2 separate regions of the Homo sapiens genome follow, and region 2 is linked to region 1. A link is a contact called in ENCODE Hi-C or POLR2A ChIA-PET data. All regions are on one chromosome and are shown on one strand. The core of a region is the stretch at or near the end of the contact, and the rest is flanking DNA. Distances in the headings are between cores, read along the strand shown. Region 1 overlaps DAAM1 (dishevelled associated activator of morphogenesis 1). Region 2 overlaps DAAM1 (dishevelled associated activator of morphogenesis 1).

What was found. A loop is a pair of places that touch in the nucleus more often than their neighbours do. ChIA-PET counts read pairs that join two places held with the same protein, here RNA polymerase II (POLR2A). Pooled maps may share reads with other maps.
Region 2: a map of mammary epithelial cell shows a loop between it and region 1 (2.1-fold over the local background). The contact joins two enhancer-like sites. A Hi-C loop is called at or near these places in 10 of 168 maps with a recorded cell type or tissue (MCF 10A, PC-3, Right ventricle myocardium inferior and 6 more), 1 of 37 single-sample maps with no recorded cell type and 8 of 50 pooled maps. POLR2A ChIA-PET finds 5 or more read pairs at or near these places in 7 of 52 experiments (HCT116, HEK293, MCF 10A and 4 more).

What each region holds. Positions count from the first base shown.
Region 1 is chr14:59,317,389-59,324,807 of GRCh38, forward strand. DAAM1 (dishevelled associated activator of morphogenesis 1) reads left to right here. Exons shown (of 25, transcript NM_001270520.2): 5 at 3,102-3,196; 6 at 5,504-5,837; 7 at 6,740-6,850; 8 at 6,963-7,066. Among named protein-coding and RNA genes, the nearest start is that of DAAM1, 130 kb to the left of the region's middle. Within about 2 kb of position 4,148, at least 4 of the 41 ENCODE cell types and tissues checked have a DNase peak (open chromatin) inside an H3K27ac peak, as active enhancers do; they include PC-9 and mammary epithelial cell, where a contact is called at or near this core.
Region 2 is chr14:59,356,663-59,364,081 of GRCh38, forward strand. It overlaps DAAM1 (dishevelled associated activator of morphogenesis 1), which reads left to right. Exons shown (of 25, transcript NM_001270520.2): 21 at 2,735-2,842; 22 at 4,140-4,200; 23 at 6,989-7,120. Among named protein-coding and RNA genes, the nearest start is that of GPR135, 110 kb to the right of the region's middle. Within about 2 kb of position 4,674, at least 26 of the 41 ENCODE cell types and tissues checked have a DNase peak (open chromatin) inside an H3K27ac peak, as active enhancers do; they include PC-9 and mammary epithelial cell, where a contact is called at or near this core.

The DNA.
Region 1 (7,419 bases), core at 2,898-5,397:
CCACCGCCTTGCATAGTTCTGGCTAATCACTATGATGTCTGTACTGGAGAATTCTTGATAACACACAGCAGAAATCCTGAGATATTGTACCTGGAGCAGTGGAAAGGCACACAAGTTCTCCAAATCCTTTCATGGCCCAGCAGCTAGACTCTTTGGTTGTCTGCTTAGGGCATTCTTGAAGGAGTGTTTGTCCACATTGTCATCACCCATTGTCTGCAGAATCAGCAGCAACTACTACATGACAAGCAGGGTAACAGGCACTTCATATGTTGTTTGCGGTCCCACCAGCATCCTATGCTGTAAGTGCTATTTATAGATAAGGAGTCTGAGACTCCAGAAAGGTTACCTTGCCCAAGGTTATCTAATTAGGAGGTGGTCATCTAATTGGGAATTTAAATGTATCCGTCTAAGCCCAAAGACTCCTTTCCAATTTGCCTCTCACTAATTCAGTTTTTGAAACCCTGTGGCATGTGAAAGAGCCCTGGTTATCCCACCTTCTCCCCACCCCCAGGCCTAGCAAGCCTGACTTTTCTGAGATGGGATAGGCTTCTGTTTTCTTTAATGTCTTAAGAGTCTGATAAACAGTCCAGGTGGAGAACTGCAGCACTTACTAGTCTGTGAAGCCAGCCTTTTTGGAACAAGTTCAATTACTTTATGTAAGCCTCATTACAAGAATGCTTTGTTCTTTAAAGGACCCCTGAGTGATCTGTTGGCTTTTAAAGAGTGAAAAATAGTATAATAAAGAGTGTGGCCTAACATCTAGAAGGACCTGGGCTTTCTTTATATGTGGTTTCTCCATGCTTTCTCAAGGAGGAAGACTGTGAGGTGAAGTTCAGTATGCTTAGTGGACTGGCTTATTGATTTCCCACCAAAGAAACGATTCAAACGGGAGCTAAGTTCCAGACTCCCAGCAGGAATGACCTCTGGGCCACATTTGTGCCTCTCTGTCAGACCCGCGTGTTCCAATGTACACCTTAGCAGCTTTGACAGAAAGACCCTCTGCAAGGATGCGCTTTGTCCTTTGCCTGCTTCTCATGTGAGCAGGTATTTAGTAAGTGCATAGAGCATTCAAAGAAGCCTCCACAAGGCCTGTGCATACTAGATATTTGGCATAGTAATCATCTTCAGAAATCTAGGCATCTCCCTTATCTACTAAAAGTTGCAAATTAAACCTTCTTCCTAAATGTGAGGCTTGAAAGCTTTAAACTTTGTAGAAATTATTTTATTTTGAAAAGTCACATTTAGAACATCAAGTTCAGCTACATATCCTCAGTTATCTCAGCACGATAAATATAATCTCAGAACCAAATCTGAAAAATCACACATAGAAAATGTTGTAGTCTTTTCTGTTTTGAAAGGTTATGTTCCTTACACAGTATTGGGAAAGGAATTTCCAACTTAATTTTCTTTGACATTTCATAAATCTCCCAACTCTAGTATGGAGAAACTTAATATAGACTGCTGCTATTCAAATGTGCCACCCTCTCCAGGATTTTTAAAAGGATAAATACATGCAGTTTTATTTGTACTAGTGACCCGCAGTAAAATGTGTAGTCATTAATTTGGGGATAGTTTTGTGTCATTAAGCTTAGGAACAAGGAATGATCTTCATAAAAGGCTGGATTCTGAGCTACAGATTCAAAGTGATTGCATAAGAGTCCAAACGAGTTCAGCTATGTCATTGGAGATTAAACGTTCTTGGCTGGATTTGTGTGAGTTTTCCAGGGGATGGGTCTCAGGGAGCTTTGGGAGAATTCATTGGCTGTCTCTGCACCCAGCTTCCTTACTCACCATCCCCTGGTGACAGCTGTCTGTGAGCATCACCAGCAAGAGGACAACTTTGCAGAAACAATAACAAGATTTTAAAGACCGAAAAAACTACTGGGTTTTATTTCAGTTGCCATAAATGATACTGATGTATTATATTTATTTTGCTTTGATCTTTACCCTTCTCATTATGAAATCATATTTAGCTTTTAGTTAACATTAGTTACTTAATGCTGATACTATTGATTGTCACTCTTGATGAGTTATGGTCCTGAAAGAAAGGCTGAGACTGGGTCATTGAGACCCATGGATATGAGTCAAGCTTTTCTTTTTCAATACAGTCACCCCAATCTGTTTCTCAGCCAAGCATTTCTATCAGAATTTGTAATAGGTAAAAAGATTAAACTAGACAAGCGTGTGTTCAGAATAGGATGAAGAAAAGGGACCAGGAGCTCCATGGATGGAGGATCCTGGAGTCATAAGACTTGGGGTACTTTAGTGCAACCAGGTGATCACAGAGTGAAAGGGAATGGAAAGGTCTAGACACCTTACTGGCATTCTCAATTTTATAATAACAACTGCAATCTTACATGGAACCTTGCTTCTGCGGCATCAGCATTGCCTAGAAATTTGTCAGGAATGCAACATCTCAGACCTCACCCCAGACATACCAAACCAGGCTCCATAGTTTAACACTATCCTCAGGTGATTTTCATATCCATATTAAAGTTTGAGAAGCACTGCTCTAGCAGATCCCTGGGTAGAAACACACACACACACACACACACACTCACTCCATATCCTGATTTCTAAATGATGTTGAATAATTTCTAGAAGTTACGCATTTACTCTGAAGGAATTGTCTATCCTAGTAATAGCTCCAAATTAATTTTTCCTCTTAAAAAATAATTAGATGTAACAAAATCCCTTTGGTCTTGATTACACTTTTTGGCTGAGGAATAGGAATGGTAGCATAGGAGGACTGCTGCCCACCTCCTGTTTTTGATAATGTGATGGTATTATTATCTTTAATTGCCAGAATGTTGTATTCAACTACAGGTTCAGTCTTATTTCTATCAAATACAAGTAGTAGTATCTACATCAAAGTGTAATTATAGAATAGTTATACAAGCATTTGGGCAACGTCATCTCTACGAAGATTTCTAAACTTTTCCCTAAGGCTTTATTTAAAATTTGAAAGACTTAACTTACTTAATCATAGATTTGTTGTTTATATTTAAAGTGATAGTGACAAATAATCTGTAGGTTTGTCTTGTTTGTACTGTAATTAAAAAATAGAATTTGAAGAAGTAACTTCTGTTTTCTTTGCATAGAGAAAATCTCTGCTGGCTTTAGAGAAGGAAGAAGAAGAAGAAAGAAGTAAAACTATAGAGAGTTTAAAGACAGCACTGAGGACAAAACCAATGAGGTAATTTTCCCCTGGATGGCATGTTTTTTTTTTTTCTCTCCTTCCTTCCTTTTTTTGCAATAGTCAAACCTTCTAGGAAGTCTTAAGTTAAAACCATAAAATTAAACCATAACATACTTTAATCATTAACATTTAATAAAGTTATTTTCTTCTGTGAAAAGGTATGTAGGCAGCCACTAGGATGGCTAAAAAAAAACAAAACAGAGAGAGACTTTAACAATGGTAAGTTAGTAGACAAGAATGTAGAAAAATTGGGACCCTCATTCATTGCTGCTAGGAATGTAAAATTGTGAAGCCACTTTGGAAAAGGGTTTTAACAGTTTCTCAGAATGTTAAATATAGTGTTGCCATATGACTCAATAATTCTGCTCCTCGGAATGTAGCCAAGGGAAATGAAGACATGTCTCCCAAAAACATGTATGCAGATGTTCATATCGGCATTATTCATGATAGCCAAGAAGTGAAAATAACCCGTATATTGATCAGCTGATGAATGGATAAATGAAATGTTATATATCCACATAATGGAATATAATTTGGCTACAAAAAAAAGGAATGAAGTACTGATACATGCTACAACATGAAATGACCTTGAAATATGCTAAGTGGGAGAAGCCAGTAACAAAGGAGACCACACACTGTATGATTCTATTTATAAGAAATTCCCAGAATAGGCCAATCCATAGAAACAGAAAGTAGATTAGTGGTTGCCAGGAGCTGAGGAAGTGGGGAAAATGTTCTCTTTGGGTGATTAAACTGTTCTAAAATTAGCTAGTGTTGTTGGTCACACAGCTCTGTGAATATACTAAAAGCTACTGAATTGTACACTTTAAAAGGGTGAATTTTATGGCATGTGAATTATTTCTCAATACAAGTATTACTTTTCTTTAAAGATGGGTACACTTTCTGGCAACAGTGATTCATTTCCTCTCTGATAATCAGCTTCTATGTTGTGCCTCCTGCACTTTCATTCCTTTAATGCCTCTAGGATTTGCTGAGATGCTGAGGTTCTTATAAGTACATTACATGAGCACAGGTGCTATGAATGAAGCCAACTGGTTTAACGAGCTTGGCTACATCTGGGTCATGTGGTTGGGTGAAAAGCCTAGAAAATAAAGATTCCCTTTCTTTATTTGACTATAAAATGCAAACTAAGAAAAGTCTGACTCATGAAAAATACTGTGTAGTTATATGACAGAGATCTAGACTATCCTAACTGTATCAGCATTTCTCTCAATATGTTCTGCACTCTCAGATGTTAATCGATATCCAAGCCTAAATAAGTTTGGAAAATTTATCACATAAACAGGTTATGTTACTTCTGAACTTTTCGGTGGCTTTAATATGTACATGTGCATTGTGAGTTAGTCTCATTGATTAACTTAAGTGTAAGAAATATTAATAACGTTAGTATGCAACAATAAAGTATTGCTTTATTATTGTATTCAGTGTACATGGAATATTGAGATTCCATGTAGCATGTCATATAAGAGAAGAATTTTGTCACAAAACCTTAGGGATGTAGATTATCATTTGTTCAACAAGCAAATATCCTGGAATTTAAGGAAGCTTTTGACTTTCATTGATAGGGTGTTTGGGTCAGTGATCAGCACTTAAAAGTGCGTCAGCAATCAACATATAAAAGCGCATGGGCCAGACATGGTCACTCACTATCCCAGCTACTTGGGAGGCTGAGACAGGAGGTTTGCTTGAGGCCACAAGTTCAAGACCAGTCTGGGCAACATAGCAAGTCTCCACCTCTTAAAAAAAAAAGTTAAAAAGAAAAAATTGACTGGGAATGGTGGCACGCACCTGTAGTCCCGGCTACTTGGGAGGCTGGGGTGGAAGGATCACTTGAGCCCAAGAGTTCAAGGCTGCAGTGAGCTATGACAGAGCAAGACCCTGTCTCTCTTAAAGAAAAAAAAAAAAAGGATTGGGGTGGGGGCATGGGAACTGTATGCTAAATAACACAGGAACAGCAGATGGTTTTAATCTAAGACAAGATATGTATTCCGAGTATTCTCTTGCTTCTAATTTTTTATGAATATATGATCTGTTGTTTGGTTCTTTGTACCCATTGAGATATGTTTATCACAAATGGAGGGGTTTTTTTTCACACTTTTGGTTAGAACTGACTATTGGGTCTGTGCCAAGGAAGAGGCAAAGAATTAAAAAGACTTCATCAATGTAAGCCTTTTGGCACTTTAGGAACTAAATCTTTCTTTCCCCTGCCCTCTAGACTTTTCTGTTAGGGGCTATTATAAAACCCAAAGGCACTTAAGCATGGTGCATTTCTCTTCATGACAGGTTTGTAACCAGATTCATCGACTTGGATGGCCTATCATGTATCCTCAACTTTCTAAAGACCATGGACTACGAGACCTCAGAGTCTCGAATACATACTTCTCTCATTGGCTGTATAAAGGCGTTAATGAACAACTCTCAAGGCCGGGCTCACGTCCTGGCTCATTCTGAGAGTATTAATGTAATTGCTCAGAGTCTGAGCACAGAGAACATTAAAACGAAGGTGGCCGTGCTGGAAATCTTGGGCGCCGTGTGCCTGGTTCCCGGGGGCCACAAGAAGGTTCTGCAGGCCATGCTGCACTACCAGAAGTATGCCAGCGAAAGGACCCGCTTTCAGGTGGGTGTTCGCTCAGCCTTCTTCACTCACCCCTTCTTTAAAGTCTGCTCAAACACGTGCTTTTCCTGTCCCTGAAAGGGGAATGTTACTTGAGATGTCCTCTTGTGGTGATTACTCACAGTGTGACTTTAAACATTCCCTTCTTCTTAGGTTTAAGAACCAGAGAATAGAGTATACTTTCAATAGTTGATGAATCTGGGCCTTTAGATTTGCAGAACTTGAAAATGTGGTCTTGCATCCTATATGTCATATAGCACACATCTTTTGAACCCACCAAACTGGGTGTTCCCTGAAAATTTTACAGCTTGCCATTCTTGAATTAGGATCAATATTAATAATTTTTCATATTTCACTATATTACTTGGATGTAAAAAGCAAGCAGAGATAATGAAGCAAAGGCTTTTGTATACATGTATGTATGATGTAAGAATTTTGAAATTAGAGTTTTTAGGACTGTTCTTAAGGAGAAAAAGGGTGGCTTTCTATGGGTCAGTGTAATCCTGTCTAAACGTAAGATTTTAAAAGTTAACTTTTTGGTGGCTCACACCTCTAATCCCAGCACTTTGGGAGGCTGAGGCAGGCGGATCGCAAGGTCAGGAGATCGAGACTGTCCTGGCTAACACAGTGAAACCCCGTCTCTACTAAAAATACAAAAAATTAGCTGGGTGTGATGGTGGGCGCCTGTAGTCCCAGCTACTCGGGAGGCTGAGGCAAGAGAATGGCGTGAACCCGGGAGGTGGAGGTTGCCGTGAGCTGAGATCATGCCACCGCACTCCAGCCTGGGCAACAGAGCAAGACTCCGTCTGAAAAAAAAAAAAAGTTAACTTTTGAGTATAAAAAAATTCATAAAATGAGCATAAGGTTAGTAACGTTTCAGTCCTTTGTTTTTCTATTTTTGATAGACATTAATTAACGACTTGGATAAAAGCACTGGGCGGTATCGAGATGAAGTGAGTCTCAAGACTGCCATCATGTCCTTCATTAATGCAGTGCTCAGCCAAGGTGCAGGAGTGGTAAGAACCTTCTACAAATTAAAAATATATTAGTAAATAATAATTTATAAAAAGTGATTATTATGTAGTCTAAAAACCACAAATATGTATTTTATTGCCATTTTACTTTCAGGAGAGTTTGGACTTTAGACTTCATCTTCGCTATGAATTTCTGATGTTAGGAATTCAACCTGTAATAGATAAATTAAGGGAACACGAAAATTCAACATTAGATAGGTAAGTCAGACTATTATGATGTGAGAAAGTTTCTGTGTTTCCCATCTGTGTAATGCAATACCTCATCAAGTGCTGGCCTGTGGTTACTTGTGCCCTGTCTGTAACATAAAGAGCTTGTATCAGAATGTTAGTTCAGCTAATGATGTTTTCATAGTAAGACTTTGTTGATGAGGGAAGCAGCACATTATGTAGAGAACTTAATGTGGGTTTTAGCATTAGACCTGAATTCATATCCTATCCTAGTCCTGCCTCTTATTCCTGTGTATCCTGGTGAAGTTACTCAATTTTTCTGAATTTTGCTGTTTTTATAACTGCAAAAGATAGTGCTGGTGGTGATGATGATAATGACAGTG
Region 2 (7,419 bases), core at 3,424-5,923, 40 kb after region 1:
TTTGTGTCTAAAGAGCCTTTTTAAGGAAGGGCATTCTCTTCAACTGTACACACACAAAAGCAATCACCCATCCCCAATACTTACCAATAACCTGGCACTTACGTGATTATCTGCTTATTTACTGAGGTTACTACAGAATTTACATAAAGTACAAGCCTTTTCAAAAGAACAATCTGCAACTATTTCTGATCTTTCTGTTTCCTCTTTTTTTTCTGCCTTTAATATTTGGTCCCCAAATGCAGCGCCCACACCTTATACACCTGCATGCCTAGCAAAGTGCTTTGCCTGTAAGCAGTCACCCATGAACGTTGTTCAGTTGAATCTAATCAGATAGTGTAGGTGGTGGGACAGTCAGCAGGAAGGGTGCATTCACTCAGCATTGAAGGCTCAGTTACTGGTAATGAGCAGGGAAGAATCAAATGTGTGGCTGTTGCTGTTCCTTCTTTTAAGAATTTGCATTTAGTCAAATGAGGTATTATTTGGATCGCAAACAAATGAAGCTCAGGCATGGTTTTAAACCTTTCTATAGCAAGAAAGATGTGTATGGTTAATGCAATTAATTGAAATGTCTGTCAATAGCAAAGCATTTCTTTTAAAAAGTGAAAAAAATAGGCTCACTCTTCCTTGTGATGGCGGCTGGCATTTTGCTCACTCCTTGTACCCCTTAGGTAAGAAGTCTCTCAATAGCAAAGCATTTCTTTTAAAAAATGAAAAAAATAGCCTCACTCTTTCTTGTGATGGTGGCTGGCATTTTGCTCACTCCTTGTACCCCTTAGGTAAGAATCACATGGGCAGATGACAGGTAGGTTCTGTGAAGAGCAAAATTGAAATGGAGGCTGGGTGCAGTGGCTCACACCTGTAATCCCAGCACTTTGGGAGGCCGAGGCCGGAAGATCATGAGGTCAGGAGATGGAGACCATCCTGGCTAACGTGGTGAAACCTCGTCTCTACTACAAATAGAAAAAGTTATCCAGGCGTGGTGTCATGCGCTTGTAGTCCCAGCTACTCAGGAGGCTGGAGCAGGAGAATCGCTTGAACCCAGAAGGCAGAGGTTGCAGTGAGCCCAGATCGCACCACTGTACTCCAGCCTGGGTGACAGAGCGAGACTCCATCTCAAAAGAGAAAAAAAAAAATGAAATGGAAGGATGCAGCTGAACATATGAAAAATAAGTGGCCAAAATTGTTGGCCACTGTTTTGCTTTGGTGGGCAATTGTTTTCTAACTATTGAGAGACTGTGAGAAAAATAAGGATTTAAGGATTGCATTGTTTCTATGAAATGCAAGGGTAAAGAAAATTGTTTGAAAACTCTGATTCATTTTGGTTAGAGGTGAGTTGGAATACTGGGGTTTAGCATTGTGAATTAGCAAACTGCCTAAATTATGGAAATGTTTTTTAAAGGAATGTATTTTTACCCTCCTAATTCTAACTTCAACAGATAAGTAGTTCTTGATCCTGGTTGCTTGATAAAATCAACAGGGAGTTTTAAAGAATGCCCATGCCTGACTCCACCTCATTCCAATTAAATGAATCTCTGGGGTTAGCCCAGGCATCTGGAGTCCAGGTGATTGTAATGCGTAGCAGTCAGTGACAATGGGATCAGACCAACACAGTGTTGCCTAATAGATACTGTTATCCTACTTGCTGGCCTTTTCCATCCAGGTCAGTCAGAGTTCAGCCCTGTCACCACCAGAGAGGGAGCTGGCACAACCAACTGTTTTAACTACTAAGAGTTATGCAGTTAGGAGCTGAAGTGTTGCTAAATTAGGAAGTGGATTCAGGGCTGCTAGGATATCACATGGTGGCAGTTATGGCCCACTTCCAGGTTCAGCCCAGAGAAAGGGGGCTTTCTAACTTTCTGACCACCCTTTGGGTGAAACCTTATTAAAAACTATCAGTAGGCCAGACACGGTGGCTCACACCTATAATCCCAGCACTTTGGGAGGCCGAGGCGGGTGGATCACCTGAGGTCAGGAGTTGGGGACCATCCTGACCAACATGGTGAAACCCTGTCTCTACTGAAAACATGAAAATTAGCCGGGCATGGTGGCTGGCGCCTGTAATCCCAGCTACTCGGGAGGCTGAGGCAGGATAATCACTTGAACCCAGGAGGCGGAGGTTGCAGTGAGCTGAGATTGCACCACTGCACTCCAGCCTGGGCAACAGACCCCATCTCAAAAAAAAAAAAAAAAGTATCAATAATTGTCATCAGTGAGTTGCTGCTCTGTACTTTAGACTTAAGAATAGCTGCCCTTTTCGGTGGAATAAACATCCCTCACTCTCCACCCCACCCCACTCCACTCCACCCAAGCCTACTAGTTATAAACCTGCAGGGCACACCCCATTTTAGGGTGGATCCACTGGGAAGGTAAACTTGAGCTTGTCTCCACTGGCAGTGGTTCAGATTCACTTAGATCACCCATCACATTACCCAGATTTTGAAAGATGCTCATTATGGGCCACAAATGTAATTCTTATCCTCTTTTTAGAAATTGTGTGCTTTTTGACATATATCTATGCAATCCCCATGGAGGCTCTCCCATTATTCCTGTCTCTTGAGAATCCCTGCCTTACATGATCCTCCAAATTTTGAAGTTAATGCAGGTAATATAGCATTATTGTGGGTTCTACCATTTGAGCATATAAATCATATGCAGATATTAACTATTCATATATTTATGTAGTTTAAATGAAAATAATTTGAATGTTTAATACTCTTCCCTTCTTCAATTGTAGAAACATTACCCTTTTGCACTATCTCATCACTATTGTGGAAAATAAGTACCCCAGTGTTCTCAATCTAAATGAAGAATTGCGAGATATTCCTCAAGCTGCGAAAGTAAAGTAAGTACTTACAGTGAGTGTTAGTTTCTTAAATCACTTGGATTGTGTGTTAGCCATTGAGGTAGTTTGCACTGCATGAAGTCAGTCCTTCTATTTGTTTTCCCCTGATCATTGTATGAAATAAAGTTTGAATCTCATCCAAGTCACTCAAATGTATTACAAGGTTTTGAATATATGTTTGTTCTAGCTTCTTTGGAATACTGCATGCAATTTTTAACTTTCATACTTTTAAAGGGCAGGTGTTTTAAATACAGGTAGGAGCACCTTAGTTAAATAAAGATGCATGGCTAAGCAAATAGAAGACCTAAGTGTCAGAACATTGCAATAATTTTCACATATGCACACATACTCCCAGAAACCAAGGCGGCTCTTTAATGGGAAGCATTCTTTATGCAAATGAAGAAACTAAAAATAAAATGGAAAGTTGCCAAACTTTTACCACAAACTTCACACCACGTTTCAGAGACTGAGAAGCAGGCAATTTTCCTTGCTGTTTTTCCCTCCCTCTTTTGGCTCTTTTTTTAAAACATAAACTGCATCTTTTTGCAGTGAATTTGAAAAGTATAATGAGCAGGCTCATTTTTTCCCTCTGTTCATGGAATCTGGTGGAAATATACTAAATAAGGCATGAAATTAAATGAAGTATTGGTGAGTTTCTTTATATGTTGTAAATTATCTGGGAGAATTAAGTTTCAATCTCTAATGTTTAAAAGCCATGAAATAGAAAGTGTTGTGTATGGGAGAAGCCCAAGAACCTTTCTCTATTAAAAAAAAGATGAAAATAAAAACTAGTTAATACAACTTTAAGAAAAATCATTTTTGATTGCAACTTAAGCCATTACCTTGTAATAGTCATATTATTGGGGCCTTAGTGAAAAGCAGAACACTGATTATACAGAGTACAATGTGAACATGATTGCAGATGAACTTGTTTTCTTTCTGTTTTCAAAGGGAGCCAAGTATGGCAAGAGATTTATTTCTACATGAAGTAATTTGCTGAAGTGAGATTTTTTTGAGTTTGAAACATAAAATATTTTTGTACAGATGGAAGATATTTCTATTCTATTTTTAACCTGTAAAATATACCTGCTGGCTACAGAAAACAAACATAATTTTATACCTACATTTCATGAGTTTAAAATACTGTTGTCTTTCTTTGAGATCTGAGCATGGAAGGGAATTTTAAACATTTAAATTAAAATAGGATGGACTTCCAAGCGTGAAATATTTAAACCCATCTTATATTTAATATGTGTAAGTCACATGTTGATTGCTAAAACATTGCTATTTACAACAGCATGACTGAGCTGGACAAAGAAATAAGTACCTTGAGAAGTGGCTTGAAAGCAGTAGAGACAGTGAGTATTTTTTTGTTGTTGTTCTAATTCCTGGTCTCTTCACTATCTCTAGTGCTGGTGGTTTTCAGCAGATGGGTTGTGTTGGCATGTGGTATGCCCGGGATAAACATTTATTGATTAAAAAATAAGAACCACCACCACAAGAAGCAAAGGCAGGTTATGTTCAGCCTGGCAACTTGATTGCAGGCAGCAGGGGTCGTGGATAAGTCACTGCAGCAGGAACTGGAAACTGGACCTAGTGTGCCACCAATTTATCTGTAAGGCAGGATTCATCAGGATGAGTGGGCTGGGCTAGATGATCTTCAGGGACGCTCTCAGTTTCCAAGTGCTGCTAATATATGGTGTTCACTTTCGGTAGAGCAGTAGAACTTCTCTGTAGAACTTCTCAGTTGTTTTTGACTTGGTCCTTTGGGGAGTATTTACTAAGCAGACAGTGTAGTACATGCTCTAGCTGAGGGTCACGATGACTCAGAATCCTTGTCCTCCAGGTGTTGCAATAATCGGAGCAGCCACTTCCCTCAGCCTGGCCGCATCCAGATAAGCAGAGTGATTACGGAGGTGCCTTAAGGAAGCAGCGGGTTGAGGGTGCTTTGGAGGCATGAGGAACAATTGGCCCCTATTGGAGGAAGCTTCTCTTTTGGAAAAGAAGTTGTTTGAGCTATGGCTTAAGAGGGTAGGGTAAACTTAGGTGCATAGAGGGAGGTTATCCCAGGCATACAAGACAACCTGGGCCCAGGCCTCTGAGGAAGGAAAACCAGTCAGGCTGGCAGACTGGACCTGGTAGGATGAAACGTGCCTGTTGGCACAGTGCCCTGCGGGTACTCTGCAGATGCAGCTGCCAGCGAGAGAGGGGGCAGGGATGAGAACAGGCTGGCAGAGTAGCGTCCCTGGTGTCTGTGCTCAAAGCAGCCATAGCTTGGGCCTGCTCTGGGTGAAGGAGACGGATTTGCAGGCAGCTTGGAAAGGTGCCTCTCATAAGTATCCTTCAGATCATTTATCAGTAATGCTGTGAGGACTCTCCCTTCTTTTCGTTTTTGAATCACAAAACTGCCATAGAAAGTAGTTGAATTAATTAAAGACATACCTCTAATAAAAATTAAAGTCACAATGTCTAATTTTTTTTTCAATAAATTAAGGAGCATGTGAGGTTTTTTTCCTTTTTTTTTTTTTTTAATGTAGGGAGTAGGGGGCAGTATTAAAAAAAAAATTCTACTGATTGAACTTTTTCTCCCAGCCCCAGAGGGTCCATGGTCATTATGATGGCCCTAAAGCCTGGCTCTGACCCCTGCTTCTGAGCCAGGTCAGAGCAAGGCCTGGGGTGGAGGCTTCTGGGGAAATTTTGTGTTGTTGCTTTATTAAAGGATAGTTTTGCTGAAATCACTCTATCCCTTGGGTCATATACACTGCATCACACTTTTTATAGGAGAGGGGCTATAGAAGCCTCCCCTACCCTTGGAGGTGACGTAGTATTGTAAGAAAATAGTGGGGGCAGAGCTTCGCCTGGCCAAATATATATGTGTTCTAATTGTGCTTTACACAAATTAATTATATTGTTTGAAGGTATCAAAGATGAATATTTATGAAATTATACATTAATGAAACACTTTCAAATGCCTTTCCCGTCCCCACACTGAACACAGATACACTCACTTTCCAAGCTAAAGTACTGGAATCATGGCAATTTCTTCCAATCAGTGCCAGCTCCATAATTGATGAGTTTTCACTTCCGTTATTTCATTTGAGTGTAGTGATGATGTGGATGTTGCCCTCTTACAAAAAAAAAAAAAAAAATCAATAAACTGAGGCCCAGAGCAACATGCCATGGTTAAGAACCAAATCAGTGGTAGAGCTGAGTCAGAACTGATAAACTGTGATGACTACGCTCCTGCTTGTGAAGATCTCTGCCAATGCAAGAAAATAAGGGAGAATCCAGTTTAAGTCAATTGGTATACAACATAGTTATTACCAAGACTCTGGAGTCAGGCAGGCCTGAGTTCAAATTCTGGCTCTGTCACTGGTCAGCACTACTTCAGGGCAAGTAATATAGCCCTCCAAACCTTAATTTATATGTTTGTATAATGGGAATAGTGATCCCTCACTCATAGGGATGTTGTGAACTTTAAATAAGAATGTGCATCTGGCAATGATTAAATTAACCATTAACATTAGATTTGAATCATCTGCGTTCATTGCTGTGATAATGGAAATATGGATAATTAACAAGAGACTAATTCCCCTACAGGCCTGTTCACAAAAACCAATATGGTATGGACAAGAGAAAAATGGTACATTATGGTGCCAAATGCTACAGCCAAAATTCTACTACCCATATCCCACAGTTTAAGAAGTAAATAGACTTGGCTGAGAGGGAAAGAAAAAAATCAAGGCACCACAATTCTAAGCATGGAATATTGACAAGCAGAGTCTCTTGTTTTCACTCACAAACCCTTAAAATTCAGTTTGCCCCCATTATTTGTTTAACTTCTATTAATTTTATCCAAATGCAAATCTGCTTGCTTTCTAAAGCCTGAAAGAGAAATCACATAGATCAAGTACTTAGATTGTTGGTAAATTGCTATTTGCAAATATGCGTGTGCACATGGGCATGGCTTTGGCATGGTGGGAGGAAGGGCAGGGGCACTAGAGTATAACAAAATGTTTTAGAACAAGTTTTGATGTGTTTGCCATTCTGATTTATTAAATTTAAGGCATGTGAAATATGAGACGAGGTGTGTCTCATGTCTGTATTTGAAGCCTGCATTGACATTATTCATTTCCTGTGTTTAAGGAGCTGGAATATCAGAAGTCTCAGCCCCCACAGCCCGGAGATAAGTTTGTGTCTGTTGTCAGCCAGTTCATCACAGTAGCCAGCTTCAGCTTCTCTGATGTTGAAGACCTTCTAGCAGAAGCTAAAGACCTGGTAAGTTTCCCCCTTGTGCACTGAGTGTTGTTTGACCGGGCTGGGCTTCAGTGTGATACTTTCAGTTATTATTCTGTACGGGAAATAGCAGGAGTGAGATCCAAACTTCGTGGTGCAGGAAATAAAGTAGTAGATAATTACTTTCCAGATTCCATTGTTTTGCATGACATAGGTGTATTTTCATTTCCAAGACTGTGATTAATCTGAACACACCCTTTTTGTCTGACTGGCCTATGTTGCCTTTAGGTTAGCAAGACCTTGAAGGCTCTGAATGGTATAAGACCAGCAAATACTTTGAC